Regions from separate parts of the Homo sapiens genome. Here all the other regions are linked to region 2. A link is a contact called in ENCODE Hi-C or POLR2A ChIA-PET data. All regions are on one chromosome and are shown on one strand. The core of a region is the stretch at or near the end of the contact, and the rest is flanking DNA. Distances in the headings are between cores, read along the strand shown.

Region 1 (2,700 bases), core at 158-2,657, 610 kb before region 2:
CAACTAATTAAGAAAAAAGCAGCTCATAAGTGGATGAATGCAGTTCATAAACACATTATATCAGTTATTACACAGGAAATCTAAGGCAGAATACTGTGAAATGCAAGGTGTATAGCTTATCAACAAGAATGTAGCAAATACACCATTCAACTAAGAAAGAAATGATAAGGCTGCATCTGGGGCTGTTGACTGGAAGCACAAAGTTTCCTTTCCTTGTAGTAGTTCCTAAAGATTCCAGTTTACATGGAAAGACAGAAAGCTGTCACACCCATGGCAGGAGCGCAGAACCCAAGCGACAAATTCTAATTTTGAACAGGCAGGTGCCAGTGCATTTCTCAAACTGCAAACTAAAATGCAGAAACACGATTTTCCTGTTTCTTAGTTTTGGACCGTTTTCCCCCCTCTAGCACGCCAGAGCAGGTTTTAATTGTTGTCAGGTCAGATGGTGAGTTAACTTTGAGTGTTGAGTTGAGGGGCCAGTGGGATGTGGGTCCAGTTGAAAGGTGGATATATGTAGATCCAGACTCGAGTGATATAGGCTGCAAATAAATTGCTAGTGAATTTATGAATTATTAGAAAAGAAAGGACATTCATTATGATTTAATCGCAGTTGAATGTAGGCAGCACAGAGGGCTTATACTGTGTCTTTTTTTTTTTTTTTTTTTAAATATACGGTGTCTATTTTGCTCACCACTCTATGCCCGGTGCCTGGAAGTGCGACTGGCACATAGTAGGTGTTGCATAGTTTCAGAATGAACTTTTTAGGAATCAAAATTCTACAAACATTGCACACAGATTTAACGTTCCCTTATTTTCCAGGTGAGGTCAGGGCGCCCTTTGGTTTCGCGCTTCTGTCCCTTTAAGAAAGTGGAGGAGAAAGAAAGCGCTGCTGGGAAAAAGGGCGGGGCCGCGAGGGGCCGCCGTCCGTCCCGCCCCCTGCCGGGCCGCGGCGCTCTGCTAGAGCGTGGCTCAGTTTTGGTAGCGGGACCCCGGAAATGTAAAGCATGAGCGGGAACAGTCGCCAGGGCGAGTGACAGGCGAGCCCTATGCTTTACTTCCGAGGGCGGTGTCAGCAAAGCTAGGTAAGGAGACAGGGAGGACGGTGCCTGCCCCTTTAAGATCGACTCCACCCCGCCTCTGGAGGAAAATGACGCCGCCGTCTACCCGTTGTGGAACGTAACTCTTTTCATCCCATCAGCTCTCCTTCTCATTAAGAGAAATACCAAGTGGTCACCACAGTCACATACTTCATAACCCATGCCTCATCGGTGCTGGGACGGGAGAGGGAAGCGCCGATCTAAATGACATGGGGTCCAAATCCCAAATAATCTCTATTTGCTCTGCGTTACCTTTAAACTTAGGCTGCGTTGTGTGATTCAAGTGACAGCCTAGTACTGCTTAACAATTAGTCTAGTGGGATACCAGGCCCTGAGAGACCCCTACGATCCCAGGACACTGATGTGGGGTAACTAACACCCACTGGAAGTCTACGCTGAGTTCACAGGCTATGTATGACCTGACATGCATTTTGACCTGCCCTGTGTTTTGATATTTGAATGAGTTGCTGATGTTTACAAGCCGAAGCTGGCCGGGCGTGGTGGCTCGCGCCTGTAATCCCAGCACTTTGGGAGGTCGAGGCAGGAGGATCGCTTCAGGTCAGGAGTTCCAGACCAGTCTGGCCAACATGGCGAAACCTCGTCTCTACTAAAAAAAAAAAAAAAAAAAAAAATACAAAAATTAGCCGGGCGTGGTGGCACGCCCCTGTAATCCCAGGACTCGGGAGGCTGAGGTAGGAGAATCGCTTGAACCTGGGAGTCGGAGGTTGCAGTGAGCCGAGATCACGCCACTGCACTCCAGCCTGGGCAACAGAGACTCTGTCTCAAAAAAAAAAAAAAAAAAAAAAAAAAAGGTGGAAGCTAATGTGTCAATATCTAGATTTTTTTGATGATTTTGAGAAATCGGAGGATCTGGCAGCATGTCCTGCCTAGCCTTTTTGAACTGTTTGAAAACAGTCTCCAGCTTGCCACAGCCCCTCTGTTATTTTACAGCCAGCCTGCATCACTCATTTATGATGTCCAGCCCCTTGTGGGGATTTGGATTTTTGACCCCTAAATACTTTAGTGGATTTAAGACCATTTAAAACATTTATGCAGAAGAGATCCGAGGTCCCCAAACAACTGGGTGTATAAGTTGTGTTTAAGTTGTTCCTCATTCTCATTTATTCTAATCCGGGTGTTTTTCTATATATATATATTTTTAAACAAATCTTAGTGATCAATTGCACAGGTGTTTTTCTGTTGGAGCAAATCTTTTCAGTTTAGGCTTGGTAAAATCGAACCATCAGATACTTTTACAGAAAGAGATTTAGGAGTTGATGTTCTTTTATTACAATTAAATGCATACAGTATTTTTAAAGGAAAAAACCTGAATCTTGATTGCATTGTTTTATGATACAACAATCTTTAATGAAATAGAGTAGTCAATATAATTTGTATTAATATATCTCTGCCCACAGACAATTATAAATTCATTAACCCCCAGAACTCTTGGCTAGACTTCATAAAGGCAAAAACTGTGTTTGCCCTGTTAACTGCTTTATCCCACCACTAGAATATAAGCTTCCTGAAGACAGAAGACTTCTGTTATTTTGTTCACAGTTACCAAGCATGCCTACTTTGTTAAATTTATGAAAGAACTTTA
Region 2 (2,700 bases), core at 135-2,634:
TCTTGCTGTCTAGCAGAGTGCTTTGCATGGGTAGGGCCTCCAATAAATGCTTGATGAGTAGTAGTTCATTAAAAAATTCTTTAAAATTTTTTTTACCACAAAACATCTGCAAGTAGAGTAGTTCATTTTTTAAAGCACCATACACTAATATTTAATAGCAGCTGTTTTAGAGTCAGATTGCAAGGCTTCAGATCCTGGCTCTGCCACTTACAGAATGCAAATCATTAAGCAAATTTACATAATCTCTGTGTGCTTCAATTTATTTGTCTATAAAATTGTGATATTAATACCTATCTCACAATGCTGTTGTGAGGAGTAAATGAATTATTATGTACTAAATACTTAGAACATTACTTGCATGTACGGATTCAATAAATCTTAAATATTGTTATTAGCTCTTAAGTATATCTCCTCAACTAAATTATAAACTCTGAGGAAGAGGCAAGATCCTATCCTTTTTAAAATCCCGGCATCTACACAATTTCTTGCATATTGTGTGCACTCAGTGAGTATTTGTTGAACTACTAAAAGGAATGAATGATTGGCTATATGTTTACAATACCTTCTCCATAAAAAATACATATAGAATTGATAACATTCTAACATTTGTTACAGTAAAAAATGTTTTTAGAAATTAAATAGAATTTTTTTTTTAAGACAGTGTCTTGCTGTGTCGCCCAGGCTGGAGTGCAGTGGCATGATGTCAGCTCACTGCAACCTCTGCCTCCTGGGTCCAAGCAATTCTCCTGCCTCAGCCTCCCAAGTAGCTGGGACTACAGGCACGTGCCACCACACCCTCCTAATTTTTGTATTTTTAGTAGAGATGGGGTTTCACCATTGTTGGCCAGGCTGGTCTCAAACTCCTAACCTCAAGTGATCCACCTACCTTGGCCTCCCAAAATGCTGGGATTACAGGTGTGAGCCACCATGCCCAGCCTAAATAGAATTTTTAAGATGTCAGAGCAAAAAGGAAATTATTACCAGTGTGAAATTCTTCACTATATTTTAGCCCCTAAGAGGCAGAGACCTTGTCCTGTTTCTTTGTAACTGCTGCATTTTGCGTGATGTTTTGCAGAATAGGCATGTGCGACCTTGTACACAGAAAGGGCTTAAGCAAATCCTTATGCAGATTCCTGGAGTTATTTTTCTGTGCTGGTCGCTCCTTTCCAGAATTCTACTCTGCAACTTCCAGCTGCCTTAGCCTTCTGAACTCAGAGCCCCCTCTCCTTACCTCCACGAGGCCTCTGGGGTCTCTGGGTTTCCCCTTCTTGCACTTGCAGTTTATACATTGCCTCCAAGCAGAAGGCCCAGGTGTTTCTCATGCTCATCCCATCTGTTTCCCCTCTAACAGAGATTAGTCTTACAAGGCCTCGTGTTCAGTCTGAAAACAGCTGCTTCCTGTACTTCGTTCAGTTCTCTAATTGCTCACAATAAAAAGCTAAGTCCTTTCTTACTTCATCATGGCTAGAAGCAGTTCCCATGCGAATGTCTTGGTTAAAGGAGAAAAATGTATAAGGTAACTATAAACTAAGACTTTCACATCAATTCAGTTGGTTCTTTTGTTAAGAATTACAGGGTTGGGCACGATGGCTCACACCTGTAATCCCAGAACTTTGGGAGGCTGAGGCGGGAGGATCCCTTGAGGCCAAGATTTTAAGATCAGCCTGGGAAACATAGTGAGACCCCGTTTCTACAGAAAAAAAAAAAAAAAAAGTAAAAATTAGGCACAGTGTCGCATGCCTCTAGTCTCAGCTACTTGGGAAGCTGAGGCAGGATGATCAATCCCTTGAGCCCAAGAGTTCGCGGTTACAGTGAGCTATAATTGTGCCACTGCATTCAGCCTAGGTGACACAGCGAGATCCTATTTAAAAAAAAAAAAAAAGACAAAAAGAAAAGAAAATTACAGTATAATTTTTCTGTGTTGAAGAGCTTCTGCTGGACAAATTTTCAGTCTTGGTCGGCAGTTTAACTCAAGAACAGACTCTTCTATCTTCACTTCCAGCTTACATAAATTAGAATGGAGAAGAGAATTCTAAAGTATAAAGAATGTACACTGTTCTCTGCCCCAATTACACATCTGTCTCACGGCTTGTTAGGCAGCATGATGAATAAGCGTGTCATCTCTCTCCATTTATTTGTGCATCCATTTTTATATCCATAGTCTATAGAGACTTTCATTGCTTCTCACAAATTTGTTTAAACTTTTAATAGTGATATATACAGACTTCCTCATCTAAGCACAGACACGATTTCTATTTAGGTCATTTCTGTGCAGTCACTTCCTCTTCCTAGGTCATAGCCCTGTAGTTCTATCATACATAGACTGTCTATTTTAATAGAAACCTGCAGCAATGGTGGAAGGAGGGGAACGGGAGTCATTTCATCAGAAAGATGCATTGTATCTACTGGAGAATTTTCTTGTCTTAGAAACACTAGAAATTATATTTTCTGGAAATTTCAAATTTTACTAAAATGTGGTCATTGTCAATTATGTAACAGGGGCTTTCCTTTTCAATATAGCGACTATCAGTAATAGTGCTGGAAATATGATAACAGGCCACATTCTAAAAATTCATTTCCTCTTTAATTAGGACCTAACTCTTGGAAACTCCTTCATGTGAGCTGCCACAACATCATCTAAAAGCAAACTGCCAAAAAATCATCTTAAACCGCATCATCTAAAAGTTATTTTGGCAAAAT
Region 3 (2,700 bases), core at 192-2,691, 660 kb before region 2:
CAAAGTGCTGGGATTACAGGCATGAGCCACTGCGCCTGGCCCAAGATGAGGAAGAAATTTTAGCAGCCTTCTGCAGAAGGTATTTTCCTGGGTTGGCTGGGTTCCTTCCATCAAACCAAAATCAAGAGTATATGAGTAGAAATTAAAATGCAGATTTTCTATCAAAAGTTAGAATACTCATACCCTCTGATTCATCAATTCTGCATCTCAGACTTTCTCCTACAGAAATATGCAAGTAAAGAATATGTGTACAACGTCCCCTGAAACATTGCTCATTATATTTAAAAGTGGAAACAATCTTATTCCTACCAATAGGAAATAGGAAGCAGTTAGCTGGGTGTGGTGGCTCACATCTGTAATCCCAGCACTCTGGGAGGCAGGAGGTTCCTTTGAGCCTAGGAGTTCAAGACCAGTCTGGGCAACATGATGGAACTCTGCCTATATTAAAAATAAAAAGTAAAAAATATAAAAAAAAATTTTAAATAAAAATAAAAAAGACAAAAAATGAAGTGGTTAAATAGATTCTGGTATATCTGATACAATGCATGCTAAGAATGAGGTTACACTGATGGAAAAAATATCTAATATATGGCTGAATATAAAAGGCAAGAAAAGACAGCTGGGTGTGGTGGCTCACACCCATAATCCCAACACTTTGGGAGGCTGAGGTGGGCGGATCACTTGAGGTCAGGAGTTCAAGACCAGCCTGGCCAATATGGTGAAACCTCGTCTCTATTAAAATTACAAAAAATTAGCCAGGCTTGGTGGTGCGCACTTATAGTCCCAGCTACTTGGGAGGCTGAGTCAGAAGAATCACTTGAATCTGGGAGATGGAGGGTTGCAGTGAGCTGAGATCGTGACACTGCACTCCAGCCTGGGCAACAGAATGAGACTCCATCTCAAAAAAAAAAAAAGCAAGAAAAGAAAAATATATAGTTCCTATTTTTGTGTTAAAAATAAACTGTATACATGTTTGTGCATGAAAACATCTGAACAGCTTCCATTTGTTATTTTTCATATTTCTATATTGTTAAAAATTGACAACAGGCATCTATTGCTTTTTGTAATTCAAAGCCTTTCTTTCTTAAGTCCGTGTGTGTTTCTGTGAGAAAAGATGATCAGCATTGTGAATCATGGCTATTCTTATATAAATCACTCAAATTTGTAACTATTATAATGACTTATTAGTGAGACTAATTTGAATAACTATACATATATGCATATGTATACATGGATGCATGAACATTCATTAATTACTCAACAATTCTTATAATGCCTACTATATGCCAGGTAATGTTCCAGGGATATATCAATGAATAAAATCCTAGAGATATATAATGCTGTACATATATACATTCAAAATAGTCTGAAGAGTATAAATAACTATGAAATTGAAAGGATTAGCCAGGTGTGATGGCATGTGCCTATAACCCCAGCTACCAGGGAGACTGAGGTGGGAGGATTGCTTCAGCCCAGAGTTGCAGGTGGAAGTGAGCTATGATCGCACCACTGCACTCCAGCCTGAGTGACAGAACAGAGACTTTGTTTCTTAAAAAAAAAAGTAAAAAAAGAGAAATGAAACAAAGTTTGCATAATTTTCAATCATCAAAAAAACCAATTTGGCTACTCAGTGATTAACTTGATTTTATGTTACAAATTTGTAATCTTTCTCAATTCCATCTAAAAACCTTAAGGTTGAAAACACTCCAGTAGCCAACGGAATAACACTATCAGTCTTGATCTGAGTATATTTTGGATCCAGCATCTTTAAACTCTGGCCACATGCCAGACTTTGAACCTGAGTTCTCTGTTACAGACTTCACATGTGATTTCTCTCTCTCGCTCTCTTTTTCTTTTTTCTTTTCTTTTTTTTTTTTTTTTTGAGATGGAGTCTCACTCTGTCACCCAGGCTGGAGTGTAGTGGTGCGATCTCAGCTCACTGCAACCTCCACTTCCCGAGCTCAAGTGATTCTCCTGCCTCAACCTCCCATGTAGCTAGGATTATGGGTGCCTGCCACCATGCCCCCTGCTACATACAATTTCTCTTGTTCTTTTTTTTTTTTTTTTTTTTTGAGATTAGGTCTCACTCCGTCATCTAGGCTAGAGTACAGGCACAATCATGGCTCACTGAAGCCTCCACCTCCCAGGTTCAAGTGATCCTCCCACTCAGCCTCCCAAGTAGCTGGATCACAGGCATATACCAGCACACTTGGCTAATGTTTCTTTGTTTGTTTGTTTGTTTGTTTGTTTGTAGAGACTGAGTTTTGCTGTGTTGCTCATGCTGGTCTTGAACTCCCAGACTTAAATGATCTGCCCACCTCAGCCTTGTGAAGTGTTGGGATTATAGGCATGAGCTATGGAGCCTGGCCTTCACATGCAATTTCTAACACCTCTTTTAAATCACAGAAATCTCACTCATCTATTCTTTCCCACTTTGAATTCAGAGGCACTTGTAACTGGTCCCACACCTTTTAGTATTGCAATATTATTCTAAGTGTATTAATTGTTTTAGTCTGTTTGGCCTGCTGTGACAAAATGCCATAAACTGAGTGGCTTATAAACAACAGAAATTTATTTACTGCAGTCTGGAGGCTGGGTAGTCCAAGGTACCAGCAAATTCATTGTCTGGTGAAGGCTAGTTTCCTGGATGATAGATGGCACCTTCTCACTGTGTCCTCAGGTGGTAAAAAGAAAAGAACT
Region 4 (2,700 bases), core at 25-2,524, 860 kb before region 2:
CTGATTGTAAAATTTTAAAGTTTTTTTTTTTTGAGACACGGTCTCGCTCTGTCACCCAGGGTAGAGTGCAGTGGCACGATCTCAAGCTTACTGCAATCTCCACCTCCTGGGCTCAAGTGATCCTCCCACCTCGGCCTCCCCAGTAGCTGGGACCAGAGGTGTGCACCACTACGCCCAGCTATTTTTTTGTAGTTTTAGTAGAGGCAGGGTTTTGCCATGTTGCCCAGGCTGGTCTCAAACTCCTAAGCTCAAGAGATCTGCCTGCCTTGGCCTCCCAAAGTGTTAAGACTACCGGCATGAGCCACCTGCCATGTATGTATGTATGTATGTATGTATGTATGTATGTATGTATGTATGTATTTTTGAGGCAGAGTTTCACTCTATCTCCCAGGCTGGAGTGCAGTGGTGCAATCTCAGCTCACTGCAACCTCTGCCGCCCGGGTTCAAGTGATTCTCCTGCCTTAGCCTCCCAAGTAGTTGGGATTACGGGGGCTTGCCACCGTGCCCAGCTAATTTTTGTACTTTTAGCAGAGACGGGGTTTTATCATCTTGGCCAGGCTGGTCTTGAACTCCTGACCACGTGATTCACCCACCAAGGCCTCCCAAAGTGCTGGGATTACAGGTGTGAGCCATCGCACCTGGCCACTATTTATTTATTTTTTGAGAAGAAGTCTTGTTCTGATGCCCAGGCTCGAGTGCAGTGGGGCGATTTCAGCTCACTGCAACCTCCGCCTCCCGGGTTCAAGCGATTCTCCTACCTCAGTCTCTGGAGTAGCTGGGATTACAGGTGTGCGCCCACCATGCCCAGCTAATTTTTGTACTTTTAGTAGAGACAGGGTTTCCCCATGTTGGCCAGGCTGGTCTTGACCTCCTGACCTCAGGTGATCCGCCACCTCGGCCTCCAAAAGTGCTAGGATTACAGGTGTGAGCCACCATGCCCAGCCATTTTTTTTTTTAAGTAGGGTAGAATCAATATTTGTTGTTATCCTTGGGATTTCTGCCCATTTGATCATAAGAGGGGGTGTTAGAAGCCCTCCGTGAAAGATCTACAAGTAGGATGAAAAACATTTACTAAAGAAGGTGCCTAGATATAGCCTCACAATATGAGCTCATGGTTCAGTGCACTCTTAGATGAGGAAAACAAATGAGATAAATGGTTCATTTCCCTAATTTTACATAAAAGACTTTCTTTATGTTAGGTGAAGAGTCTCCCTTTGTGTCCTTTTATTTTGGCTTTAGGATAGGAAAATGTCAGAGAAAAGGCCATATATTCACGGTTTAGTAATCATCAGAATCAAATGGGTTTTGAAACTGAAAGCAGAAGAGGTTAGTGTTAAGACTTTATTTTAGGTGCCAGAGGCTTTTCTCATTTCTTGCACTGCTAAGAAAATCTGCAGAAAAAGGCATGTTTAGGGTCAGCAGTTCTGTGGCTGCAAAAGGCCCACAGATGCACAACAGTGATTTCATAGTTTAAGTATGAAAAAGCAATATGATTAAATTTAAAAATTTCTTTCATGAAGAATTCCTCAAATTGAAAGAGTTACTCAGATGAAGAGAAATCTACAGATATAAGGAGGATTTTAGGAATCCTCTACTGCTACTACTTCTTACTTATTTAGAGACAGTCTCAACCTGTCACCCAGGCTGGAGGGCAGTGGTGTGATCTTGGCTCACTGCAACCTCTGCCTCCCGGGTTCAAGTGATTCTCCCACATCAGCCTCCTGAGTAGGTGGGACTAAAGCAAGCGCCACCACGTCCGGCTAATTTTTGTATTTTTTGGTAGAGATGAGGTTTCACCATGTTGGCCACGTCAGTCTCGAACTCCTGACCTCATGTGATCCACCCGCCTTGGCCTCCCAAGGTGCTGGCATTACAGGTGTGAGCCACTGTGCCTGGCCTCTTCGATTTAATTAAATTAATTAATTAATTTATTTATTTATTTATTTTGAGACGGAGTCTCGCTCTGTCGCCCAGGCTGGAGTGCAGTGGCGCAATCTCGGCTGACTGCAACCTCCGCCTCCCGGGTTCAAGCAATTCTCCTACCTCAGCCTCCTGAGTAGCTGGGATTACAGGCGCCCACCACCACACCCAGCTAATTTTTGTATTTTTAGTAGAGACGGGGTTTCACCATGTTGGTCAGGCTGGTCTCTAACCCCTGCCCTTGTGATCCAACTGCCTTGGCCTCCCAAAGCGCTGGGATTACAGGCTTGAGCCACCGCGCCCGGCCCAATTTTAAAACTGTATATAACTTTTTAGTTTCTTACACCTGCAGTAACCTAATCAACGAATAGTAACTTGACAGGCATTACAGGATGGCCTAATCCCCATTCCAATTCCCTTTTCCTTTGTCTTCCGTTACCAGAGACTGGAAAGCCAAAACCTACACAATTCTGGCCAGTGAAATGTTAGTGATATTTATTGAGATTTTTTGGAAAATTATGTCTTTCTAGCACAGATCCTGCCCCTCCTTGGCACTCTCTCCTTCCTGCTGGAAGGTATGCTGAGAACAGCCATGTTGAAACCATGAGGTAACTAGCACACACAGAGCATGTCTAACAGGAAAAAGACAATGAGCCTGGGTCCGTGACAGCACTGCCCACTGCCTACTTTGAGACCTTTATTATGTAAGTGAAATTACTATGCTGTAAACCACTGGTTTTCAAGTTTCTGATACTTGCAGCTAAATGCAATTCCTAATTG

What was found. A loop is a pair of places that touch in the nucleus more often than their neighbours do. ChIA-PET counts read pairs that join two places held with the same protein, here RNA polymerase II (POLR2A). Pooled maps may share reads with other maps.
Region 1: a map with no recorded cell type shows a loop between it and region 2 (4-fold over the local background). The contact joins the promoter of ETFBKMT here to the enhancer-like site in region 2. A Hi-C loop is called at or near these places in 1 of 168 maps with a recorded cell type or tissue (naive thymus-derived CD4-positive, alpha-beta T cell), 8 of 37 single-sample maps with no recorded cell type and 13 of 50 pooled maps. POLR2A ChIA-PET finds 5 or more read pairs at or near these places in 9 of 52 experiments (AG04450, BJ, CD4-positive, alpha-beta T cell and 6 more).
Region 3: a loop to region 2 is called in a pooled map, with 3 times the contacts of the local background. The contact joins two enhancer-like sites. A Hi-C loop is called at or near these places in 1 of 37 single-sample maps with no recorded cell type and 6 of 50 pooled maps. POLR2A ChIA-PET finds 5 or more read pairs at or near these places in 1 of 52 experiments (OCI-LY7).
Region 4: a loop to region 2 is called in a pooled map, with 3 times the contacts of the local background. The contact joins two enhancer-like sites. A Hi-C loop is called at or near these places in 1 of 37 single-sample maps with no recorded cell type and 3 of 50 pooled maps. POLR2A ChIA-PET finds 5 or more read pairs at or near these places in 1 of 52 experiments (B cell).

The regions. Positions count from the first base shown.
Region 1 is chr12:31,658,281-31,660,980 of GRCh38, forward strand. It overlaps ETFBKMT (electron transfer flavoprotein subunit beta lysine methyltransferase), which reads left to right and starts at 1,408. Exons shown (of 4, transcript NM_001135863.2): 1 at 1,408-1,509. RefSeq lists a silencer at 766-1,075 and enhancers at 777-1,278, 1,196-1,355.
Region 2 is chr12:32,263,852-32,266,551 of GRCh38, forward strand. The region is part of intron 2 of BICD1 (BICD cargo adaptor 1); the gene reads left to right. Among named protein-coding and RNA genes, the nearest start is that of FGD4, 130 kb to the right of the region's middle. RefSeq lists enhancers at 1,199-1,248, 1,289-1,338, 2,253-2,362. Within about 2 kb of position 1,385, at least 6 of the 41 ENCODE cell types and tissues checked have a DNase peak (open chromatin) inside an H3K27ac peak, as active enhancers do; they include B cell and OCI-LY7, where a contact is called at or near this core.
Region 3 is chr12:31,602,155-31,604,854 of GRCh38, forward strand. All of the region lies in intron 2 of DENND5B-AS1 (DENND5B antisense RNA 1), which reads left to right. Among named protein-coding and RNA genes, the nearest start is that of DENND5B, 12 kb to the left of the region's middle. Within about 2 kb of position 1,442, at least 3 of the 41 ENCODE cell types and tissues checked have a DNase peak (open chromatin) inside an H3K27ac peak, as active enhancers do; they include OCI-LY7, where a contact is called at or near this core.
Region 4 is chr12:31,405,202-31,407,901 of GRCh38, forward strand. All of the region lies in intron 14 of DENND5B (DENN domain containing 5B), which reads right to left. Among named protein-coding and RNA genes, the nearest start is that of LINC02387, 37 kb to the left of the region's middle. RefSeq lists enhancers at 1-49, 930-1,099. Within about 2 kb of position 1,275, at least 3 of the 41 ENCODE cell types and tissues checked have a DNase peak (open chromatin) inside an H3K27ac peak, as active enhancers do; they include B cell, where a contact is called at or near this core.